2 separate regions of the Mus musculus genome follow, and region 2 is linked to region 1. A link is a loop called in an ENCODE intact Hi-C map of the cell type or tissue named here. Cell type or tissue: heart. All regions are shown on one strand.

Evidence for each region. A loop is a pair of places that touch in the nucleus more often than their neighbours do. Peaks named below come from ENCODE experiments on the same cell type or tissue, not always from the same donor. Only the 100,000 strongest peaks of a DNase experiment are listed, where the experiment ranks them.
Region 2: it touches region 1 in a loop (8-fold over the local background); 1 of 42 quality-filtered maps calls a loop at or near these places.

Annotation. Positions count from the first base shown.
Region 1 is chr11:96,300,713-96,305,712 of GRCm38, reverse strand. It overlaps Hoxb6 (homeobox B6), which reads right to left. Exons shown (of 2, transcript NM_008269.2): 2 at 4,144-5,000. The coding sequence ends at 4,785. It overlaps Hoxb5 (homeobox B5), which reads right to left and starts at 2,201. Exons shown (of 2, transcript NM_008268.2): 1 at 1,538-2,201; 2 at 1-823. The coding sequence starts at 2,099. The coding sequence ends at 576. All of the region lies in intron 1 of Hoxb5os (homeobox B5 and homeobox B6, opposite strand), which reads left to right. In heart, a CTCF peak has its summit at 2,460 (motif pointing left); DNase peaks (open chromatin) are centred at 2,442 and 3,652; H3K4me3 peaks cover 2,822 bases; H3K27ac peaks cover 1,487 bases; H3K27me3 peaks cover 5,000 bases.
Region 2 is chr11:96,436,485-96,441,484 of GRCm38, reverse strand. No RefSeq gene overlaps it. Among named protein-coding and RNA genes, the nearest start is that of Gm11529, 26 kb to the left of the region's middle. In heart, a CTCF peak has its summit at 2,541 (motif pointing left); a DNase peak (open chromatin) is centred at 2,534; H3K27me3 peaks cover 3,458 bases.

The DNA.
Region 1 (5,000 bases):
TGAGCCTAGGGAGTGGGGGCTGGGTGGGGCTGAAGAAGGATGAGGTGGGAGAAAAGAGACACAGACAGTGGGCTCCATTTCCCAGGCCAGCTCAGCTGGGCCCAGCACTACCCAACCTCAACTGCTGCCCCTTATGGAAGTTTCCAGCAGAAACTCAAAATACAGCCATCATCCTTTTATAAATAAGTTAGAACACAGACGGGGAGGGGAAGTCACATTAAACATGCGAATTTCTTTTTCTTTTCTTTTTCCTGGGGAAAGGAGCGCAACCACAGACACGAGGACATTCAGAAACACTGGCAACTTGGGGGGGGGCGAGCCAAGAGAAGTGGGGAGCACGGAGGGGGAAATAATAATAATAATTATTATTAACAATAATAACAAGATAACCAGTCCAGGAGAGAGGGAGCCATGGGAAGACCTAAGACCAAACGAAAAATTGTAACACAGGACTGGGGTGTGACAGGCTCGTGGGAACTGGTCCCCAGCGGGCAGCGGCAGTGCAGGGAAGATTGGAAGGGTCGAGCTGGGGTTGGTGCGGGCTCTCGGGCCGCCCAGGGCTCCTCCGGATGGGCTCAAGGTTGGAAGGCGCTGCCGGCTGTAGCCAGACTCATACTTTTCAGTTTGTTGTCTTTCTTCCACTTCATGCGACGGTTCTGGAACCAGATTTTGATCTGACGCTCGGACAGGCAAAGCGCGTGGGCGATCTCGATACGTCGCCGCCGGGTCAGGTAGCGATTGAAGTGGAATTCCTTTTCCAGCTCCAGGGTCTGGTAGCGAGTATAGGCGGTCCGGGCCCTTTTTCCGTCTGGCCCAGTCATATCTAGAGCAGTTAGAGGAGAGCCCCGAGGCAACGTTATTCCGGTTAAAGGAGGGGGCACTGAGTGGGAGGGGGCGGGGAGCAGGACCCAGGCGTCCCCAGCACCCAGCTCACCGCAGCTCCCATCCTCCTCACCCCAGATGCCTGCATCCAGCCTCTATTTCTTCATACCCCCCCTTCTCCAGCAGCCCCCACTTCTGATGGTAGTGAATGCTCCCGGCTTTGTCTCTGGCTCCTTCCCAGTGCCTCACCCTAGGCTGGGTTCAGGCGGCAGCTCGCCCGGGAGGGAAGAGAGCCACTGCACTTTTGCCCTAGAAAGCTCCGTTTATAGCCCATTCCCCCTTTGCTAGCAGCAGTCTCAAAATTTCTGTAATAATCAGGACCCTTCCTCACAATACACAAATCCCATCTTTCATCCTAAAGCCGGTGACTGGCTAGGTAAACAAAACCTAAGCTGAACGTGGCAACAAACTGGCCTTTTTTTTTTTTTTTTAAATGCCTACGCCCAGAAAACAACACTGTTTGGCTCTATCTATGGAGCTGTGGGGACCCTTTCTGACACTTTTCCCTCTTGATGGCAAAAAAAAAGAAAGAAAGAAAAAGAAAAAAAGAAAAGAAAAAAGGGATCTATATTTGAGGCAAAGCCAAGCTTTGCTCGCCCCCACCCCCAACACAGGGCAGGAATGCGGAGAGGACAAAAAAGAGATGGAGAATTACCGTGGCTGATGTGAAGCTTCCTCATCCAGGGGAATATCTGTGGAGTCTGCCCCTCGGGCGCGGCCGTAGAGGTGGCCATGGGCTCTGGCTGTGCTCGAGCCAAGCTGGGGCTGCTTAGCTGGCTCGCCGCTTCCTCGGGCTCAGAGGACGCGCTGGCCTCGTCTATTTCGGTGAAATTGGCGCTGGAGCTGGCTGGGGTCGCCTGGTCGGAAGGGGACGAAGCAGAGGGCTTGGCGCCGTGGCTGTCGCCGTTAGTGCAGGGCAGGGACTCGGGCGAGGACAGGGAGCAGCTGGACGTCGCCTGCCTGAAGCGGGGTTCCTGGGCGGACGCGGGGAAGGCGCGCGAGCTCTCGCCCACCGCCCCAAAGTGGCTGGAGGAGGCCGAGGAGCGGTTGACGCTGAGATCCATCCCATTGTAATTGTAGCCGTAAGAGCCGGTGTGCATGGCAGCGGGATCCCTGTAAGAGCCGCTCAGAGAGCTGCCACTGCCATAATTTAGCAACTGATAGTCCGGGCCATTTGGATAACGCCCCGAGAAGGAGTTTACAAAGTACGAGCTCATTTGGGTGATTTTGGAGGGCTTGATTTGTGGATCGTGGTCGTTATAACCCTGTGCTTCACGATTTATGATGTATTAATGAATTATAGCGATGCACTGTACTTCGTTTTGCTATGTATGCGGCCAAATATGGGGGGGGTTAGAAGGGGGATGGGGGGGCGTTAGGGAATCACGTGCTTTTGTTGACCAGTCGTAAATTCTCACTGATGACCTCAAGAGGTAATTCATGCTCTATGGTTACAAATAATGACGATCGGAGAATCGTTAGGGCCGATTCAATGCGAGCCTCCGAGAGGGGGGGAGAAAGTGAGAAGGGGGAAAAACAGGGAGAAGGTTGACGTTGGCCTCTGAGCAGAGCGCGCCACCTCCCGGCGATTGACGGGAGCGCGGGCCGCAGGCCGCCATGGCGGCTTCGGCAACCTCTTTGCTGGCTCTGTGCAACCGCCAAGCCAAGAAAGAAACCCGGCCCGCAGCTCACTCACAGGCTTGAACCTTTAGGAAGATGGATTTGAGTCTTTTGCCTACTTCGTTAGGGTGCGGCTATCCCCTCTATTTGTGGCCTCTCTGACATTATCATCACCATTATTATTTTAACTCTGGGTAATATAATCAAAATGAAGTTGCTTGATCTTCCCTCCTTAGGCTTTGCCAGTCCCCAACTTGGGTAAGGAAATGGGGGGAAGGATTATAAGTTGTGTGTGAAAAACAATTATAAGAATTTTGTTAGCTCAGCCAGGTCTGCTTCTTGGCTAGGCTTCAGCGGCGGGTCCACAACACGAGAGAGAGCCGCAGGACTAGGCTGGAGGGAGGCTGGAAAAGGCAGGGAAGCTCTTCGTTCTCCTGGGCCCCTGGGAAGTTTGGATTTTTCCTTCTGACCTCTCATCCTTAGCCTAGGCCTAGGAACCGAGGTAAACAGGGACCCTAGAAGAGAAAGATGGTCGGTCGGCCAAAGACTAGAGAGACAACCGTCTGAGCGGTTAAGGTTTGGTGGTAACTCTTCTGCGGGAGTTTGGGGTTTAAACAGATCCCCTTTAACAAGCTCGCCAGATGCCAGCTATCTCATTCAGAGACCAAATCCAAAGCCTTGTGTTGCTGGTGGCCAATAATTGGAGAATTTGCTCATGGCCTTACCGCCTTCCCTGGGAAGGTGTTCGGAAGACCGGCGGCCCCTTGCTGAGCTCGCTGGGCGGCCAGAGATCTCCGCAGCTGGGCCCCTTCTGCCAGACGGCTATTTTCTTTAAAAATAAAAAAAGGAGGGGGGAGAGGGAGAAGGAAGAAAAGAAAACGGGGCCTGAAGCTTGCTGCTCGGGTGTGGGTGGCAGTAAAGAGAAAATGAGCCATTTTGGGTTGAGAAGGTGAGACTAAAGGCGCCATCACCTGGACCCCTGCCCTCGGGTCTCCAAAGAGCAAGATAAAGTCGGGCCCTTGCAGCCTTCTGCTGCCGGCTTCCCATTCTCTTCCTGGCCACCGAGCTCCTACTTAATATGAGAAGAGGCACCCTGGAGCCTGTAGACGAGTTGTGGAGAGATGCCCAGTGGCCTCATTTTTCAGTCTCCGGAGCAATAGGCCGGGGATCCGAGGGCCAAGGCCGGCAGAGACAGCCATGTGGGCGGGCCAAAGGCCAGGGCCCTTGGCTCGAAGAGGACAGAAAAAAACACTGCAGAGCGCCTAGACCCGCCCAGCTCCGTCTCTCCAGAGCTCTGGGCAAGGAGGCCTCAAGTGGCATCCCTCCAGAGTCTCACAACCGAGGCAAGCTTAGAGAACAAGAGGGAAAAAGGCTTTCTCCATCTCGTGTCTGAATGGGAGAGGCAATTGTGAATTTAGCATCAGAGAGACACAACCAACGCTGGGGCCTGGGAGGACCGATCCCTGGCCTCTGCTTTTGGCTCCTTGCTTTTATCTCAACTGTAACTTCCGAATTGAGGCTGGAGGCTGGGAAGGCCCTGGGGCAGACCATGGCTCTTGCCTTTGCTGTTCAGGCTCAGGGGTGACAGGGTGGCTGGGGGCTATGGGGGAGATGACAGGGAAAGATTGGATGTGACTGAGCTGCGAGTTTTCACATCTTTATTATTATTATCATCATCATCATAATCATTATTAATAATATTAATATTATTACCGAAGTATTTCACGTCCGGAGCTAAGACAAGACTACAAACACAACACATAGAAAATTAATAAAATAGAACTTTGTTTTCTTCTGAGGCTCCTCTTCTTCCTTCTAGGTAGTATGTGCTCCTTCCAGTGGCTTTGGGGAGGGGGTAGGAGAGACAAGTCTGGGGTCAGGGAGTCTTTCAGGTCCCTGCTGAGGGGACAGCGAATCTACCATTGAACCGTGCACGGGGGACATGGACGAAATGAGACTCGACAAGGACATGAGCATTCTGCTCTGCTTCCAGGAGACATCAAGTGAGTCCGATTCTCAGTTCTCACCAGAGAGCCTGATGAGGCCAAGGTGGGTTCTTCGGGGGAGGGAGGAGGCGCTGGGGGTGCTGGGTGGGCATCCGCCAAGCGCCCAGGAAGAGCTCTGCAGAAGGGGGCATCCAGGCAAGCACTGGGCCCTGCCCGTCGTGCTCTGGACAGCAAGTCCCCAGACTCCCCCGACCGCAGAGCCTTCTGGGGCTTTCGGGTGCCCTAGGTTCCCCCACAGACCTCTCCCTTCGCGTCCCCCCTCCCTTTGCAGCACCTTCACTCGGCTGGCTTTTCCTCCTCCTCCTCCGCACTGAGCTGAGACGCACTGAGCAGTTTGCTCTCCTTTTTCCACTTCATGCGCCGGTTCTGAAACCAAATCTTGATCTGCCGCTCGGTCAGGCACAGGGCGTGCGCGATCTCTATGCGCCGCCGGCGGGTCAGGTAGCGATTATAGTGAAATTCCTTCTCCAGCTCCAGGGTCTGGTAGCGTGT
Region 2 (5,000 bases), 140 kb before region 1:
TATGAACAAAATTGCATAAGAAGTGGTTTCAAGCCGGAGGAGGAGAGGAGAAGAGATGGAAGATGGCGGATGGCTCATGCCTTTCATCCAGTAGACAGAGGCAGGAAGATCTCTGTGAATTCAAGGCCAGCCTGGTGTCCAGATCGAGTTCTAGGACAGCCACCAAGGCTGCACAAAGAAACCCTGTTTCTAAAAGCAATAGAAAAGAAGTGATTTCAATTTGATGTGGTACTACACACCTGTGACTCCGTCTTTTGGGAGCTGAGGCAGAAAGGTCATGAGTTTCAGGCCAGCCCAGGCTAGCAGAAGACTGTCTATAAAAATAATTAGGAAAAAGATTGAAACAAACAAACAAAAACCATCAAATATGGCAACTGCAAAGTAATAAAACTGATGGCTCAAAGCCAGTTCTAGATAGATAGATAGATAGATAGATAGATAGATAGATAGATAGATAGATAAACAAGACAGAAAAGAAAAACTGAACCAGGCAGTGGTGGCACACGCCTTTATCCCAGCACTTGGGAGGCAGAGGCAGGCAGATTTCTGAGTTCGAGGCCAGCCTGGTCTACAGAGTGAGTTCCAGGACAGCCAGGGCTACACAGAGAAACCCTGTTTCGAAAAACCAAAATGAAAAAAAGAGAGAGAAGGAAAACTGAGCTTGACCTTGTACTATTTTTGAACTGATGAATCAAACTTTAATTAAAGGAGCCTAGACACCTTACTTTATATGTAATGTTTGCTGAGGCTTGACGGATTCTCTTACGTACCTCTGAATTTTGATGTATTTTTAAAAGTGAATAAATGAATAAATAATACATAAATACATAAAATAATTAGTAAATAAATAAAACAATTAATAAATAAATAAGAAAACTATTTATACAAGAACCTGAGATTAGGAGTATACATACACCTGTTAGGAGCAGATAGCATAGTGACTGATTCTAGAATGCTCTGTAAGGTGCAAAGATAGAAATTCCTGACACAGTTGCTCCTTCTCTACAAATGTTGCACTTCTCCAGGGCAAGACCCTTTCCTAGGCCTCTCTATGGAGGCCAGAGTTCCCATTCCCTAAGGGAGCTGCCAGTAACAAGCAGGCTCATCTTAAATGCGTTCTTGCCAAGGTGTTAATGACAGATAATGGCTTAATGCATTACTCCTCCAAGATAACATTTCCATTTTAATAGAGTCTTTAAATGCCTAACCCAAAGGAACCCCACTGAAAAATGCAAGGACAGCAAATACCTTTGCTCTTTCCCTGGGCCTGGAAAGCATGAGTGTCCCTGAGGCCTTTCCTCCTAAACCAGGGAGCAACCTAGGCAGCCCCTACCTACCAGCCTCCGGAGGAGTTAAGTCATGAAGGCGGAAGACAAACTTGTTTGCCGACCCTATTATGGAACAAGTGTTTGTGCAGGCGTGAGAAGACCTGAGTTCTATCTGAGGGATTTGACATTAGCTGGATAGACAATCTTACAAGCCACTAAACATTTGCAAGCCTTGGTCTTCCTCAGAGGAAAGGATTAGCATCAGAAATAATGTCTCCAAGTAGTATTTCATGCTTGGCTAGGGACTCCAAGCCTGATTTGTTAGCCAGATACCTCATCTGATAAAAAGCTAGTGACCCAAGTTCCATGCCCAGAACCGGTGTAAAGGTAGAAGTCGAGAACTGAGCCCATGAAGCTGTGGCGCCCACACAGAGGCCATCACACACACACACACACACACACACACACACACACACACTCACACTCACACTCACGTCAAAAGCTCTTGTTCTGGTTGTGGAAAGGATATTCATTCCCTATAGAGAAAGCCATCCCCCACCCCAGGGAAATGACCTAAACCAACATTTAGAGTAACTGCAAGTAAGAAGCCCAATGTGGAGAAACTAGGAGACCAGTGTTGGGGTTCAGTGAGTCCAAGGGTGACCCGTGAAAAGTATTCAGAGCCTCTGCGTACAGGCGAGTAGGAGTGGCCCGGAAGACAGATTCAGGGCATCAAGTGGGTAAAAACCAGGTGTGCGGATAACGTTCAGTAAACTGCCTTTCTAATTCTCAGTGCTCCAGGAAGGAATCTCAGAGATTAAATTAAGCTGTTAACCCTCTAGGCGCTCCTGTCGTTTATTGTTAAGGAATTAATAGAAATGCGGGAATGCAGATGGCCTGGCTGTCAGCTCAGAGAGGCGATTTTTCTGATCTCCACAGACGTTTCCAGCATCTTTCATTAACCGCTCATGTACCAATTTGTCATTTTAACCTAGCAGAAAGGAAACTCCCTACCTCAAGGGCTGGTTGGGGAACCCTCCCAGGACCAGTCCTCCTGGGTGGCAGGTGCTCAGGAGCAGGGAAGGGATGTCATTTTAGGAAGTCGGTATCCCTAAGACTGGCCATCCTGGGAGCAAGCTTCAGAAGACTGTAGGAGTCAGGCTCTAGCAATCCTAGGCAGAGCAAGAGATGCCAGGAAACTACTTGATTTGCTGAGACTTGCCGGACGCAGGTAGTCAGCTCAACACAGAGAGGCGCCACCTACAGGCGAGAGGGAGATTTGCCATCTGCCCTCTGCTGCAGGATCTGAGGTCGCACCTCCTCCAGGTGCCAGCCTGGGGACATTGAGCCAATGCGCCAGACACTGTCTTAAGCCCTTGACATATACTGAATCTTTTAAAGTCCCCAGTAACCTTTTCAGATAGGTTTTTTTTTTAAATCATCATTTCATTTTTAGTAAATAAAAAAGTACAGCTTCAGGAGAATAACGTGCCCAAAGTCACACACTTAGCAAAGATTTCCGTCCTTGAGACCTGATTCAGATCTGGCATCCTCAACACAACACCTTGAGAGGCATGTCGGAGCTGGGACGAGTTAGAACTAATTCCACCTATGGTTCACAAGGGACCTGGGGGCCAAGTACTCAGCACATGGCTCTCAGTTCTGCAGTTTAGCGTCCCCATGTCGCTAAGACTCCTTTACTCACTTGGAGAGAAAAATCCTCTGCTAAAGTAAGTATAATGTTATTTCATTTTAATAGGGGCCAGCATGTCAAGAGATTGCATGACTGTCATCTTCAGCTTATAGATGACAGAGAAATAAGGGACTGCATCTTAACACACTTATTGACAGAGCAAGAACTAGCGTTAGAACCCAGGTCTACAAACCCCTACCCTGCTTGTCCCTTTGCTCCTCGCCCCATCTTTAATCTTCCATAGCTGAGACCTTGTGGGTTCACTGTCATCAGACCCACTCTCTGACCAAAATATGCTTGAAAAACAAAACACAAAGCCAGGTGGCCGTTGACTAAGACCCCACCCTCAGTAAGTCCTCTTTCTCTAATACATCAATCCTATGCAAACAGCACAGTTAGGCTTTGGAACTGTGGACCACTGATTTGCCTATGTACATAACTGGGTTTCTTCTTTCTTTCTTTCTTTCTTCCTTCCTTCCTTTCTTTCTTTCTTTCTTTCTTTCTTTCTTTCTTTCTTTCTTTCAAAGATGTACTCATTTATTTTATACATATGAGTATATTGTTCTCTTCAGACACACCAGAAGAGGGCACCAGACCCCATTACAGATGGTTGTAAGCCACCATGTGGTTGTTGGGAATCGAACTCGGGACCTCTGGAAGAGCAGTCAGTGCTCTTAACCACTGAGCCATCTCTCCAGCCCATGACTGGGTTCCTAAAGTCTTCCGAGATACAGGTCACAGGCTCTGCCCCGTGGTCCACTGAGTCAGAATCGCAATGTTCTCCTGCTGCAGTGCATGTGCATAAAGTATCCCCTGAAGAACTGATACAAAGTTACCTGGAGACAATTGCTCTTCATCTCATCGCTAGTGATCTGGGTTCAGCGAGAATGGAGAGGAAGCTATGTATTTCTAAATAGTATCTATCATCTGAGACCAGCCATTCTGGTCTAGGGACTTCACTTTAAATGACAACAACCTAAAGAGTTCTTGATGGAAGAAATGTGTGGGGTGAGGGTGGCGGGAATACCCTGGAGCAGAAAGATGGGAAAGTTATTACAGCCAGGGGTGTGTGTGTGAAAAGGTGCAGCTTATGAAATCTTGGAATCAAAACAACTAAGGTATGAATTCACCCATGTACCTGGCTTCTCTCCATCCAAGTATATTCAAATCTAAGGGCATTCACATTTCTCTAGCCTGTGGCAAAACCTGTTTGTTGTCTTACATTTCACTGTGCCCTGCCTGTCTCCGTTACAAATGAAAATCTTCCAGGTCCCCTCTGACCGTCAGTTAGCTTTCCAATTTCATTCCGAAGTTAACTGCACTGCGGTGGCAGACAAAGCTGGCCTGATGGCAGGAATACTGTTCCCTGATGGTATCAGAGCCTCTTCCGTATTTATGTTTGCTGTGTGACTGTCACTTGTATACAATCACACAGAGACTCTGATATTAAGCCCTAGCTAGGAAATCACCCCCCTGGCACAGCTCTGGTGGAAAAGGAAAAAGGGACTTCAGTGGCAAGCAGATATCAAACACAAATTACATGGCCCTTTGTACCAAAATAGGCATCTTTAAGAAGTCATGTCTTCTGGTCCTCCTTCAGGTGATATGGTACCCTGAGGAACCCAGATAGATAACAAACTCTTCTATTTGTAAAGGCCACTTGTGAAGGAAACTCCATAAGCTCTCTGTGTTGCGATGAGTTGTTCAGCAAGCATTCACTCGCTACTACATCCCTCCATGGGAGGAGTAAATGTCAGCGCTCTCCTGATGACGGACCTAGTCACGTGACTGCCTCTAGCCAATGGAGTGCGAGCAGGGTTCTTAACTCTGAAGGCTTGCCTTGTTTTGGAATCTTGCCATCCTATCCCTTGCCTGAGCCTACCACTGCCTTTTCATCCTGAGTCCCAGAATGAGAGACTACATAGAGACGTCACAGAAAAGATCCACACTGTGCCAAGAATTCATTGCAACCAGTTCACAAATGTGTGAGCAAGAGCTATACCGTAAGCCGCTGAGAGTTCCAGATATGTGTTACACAG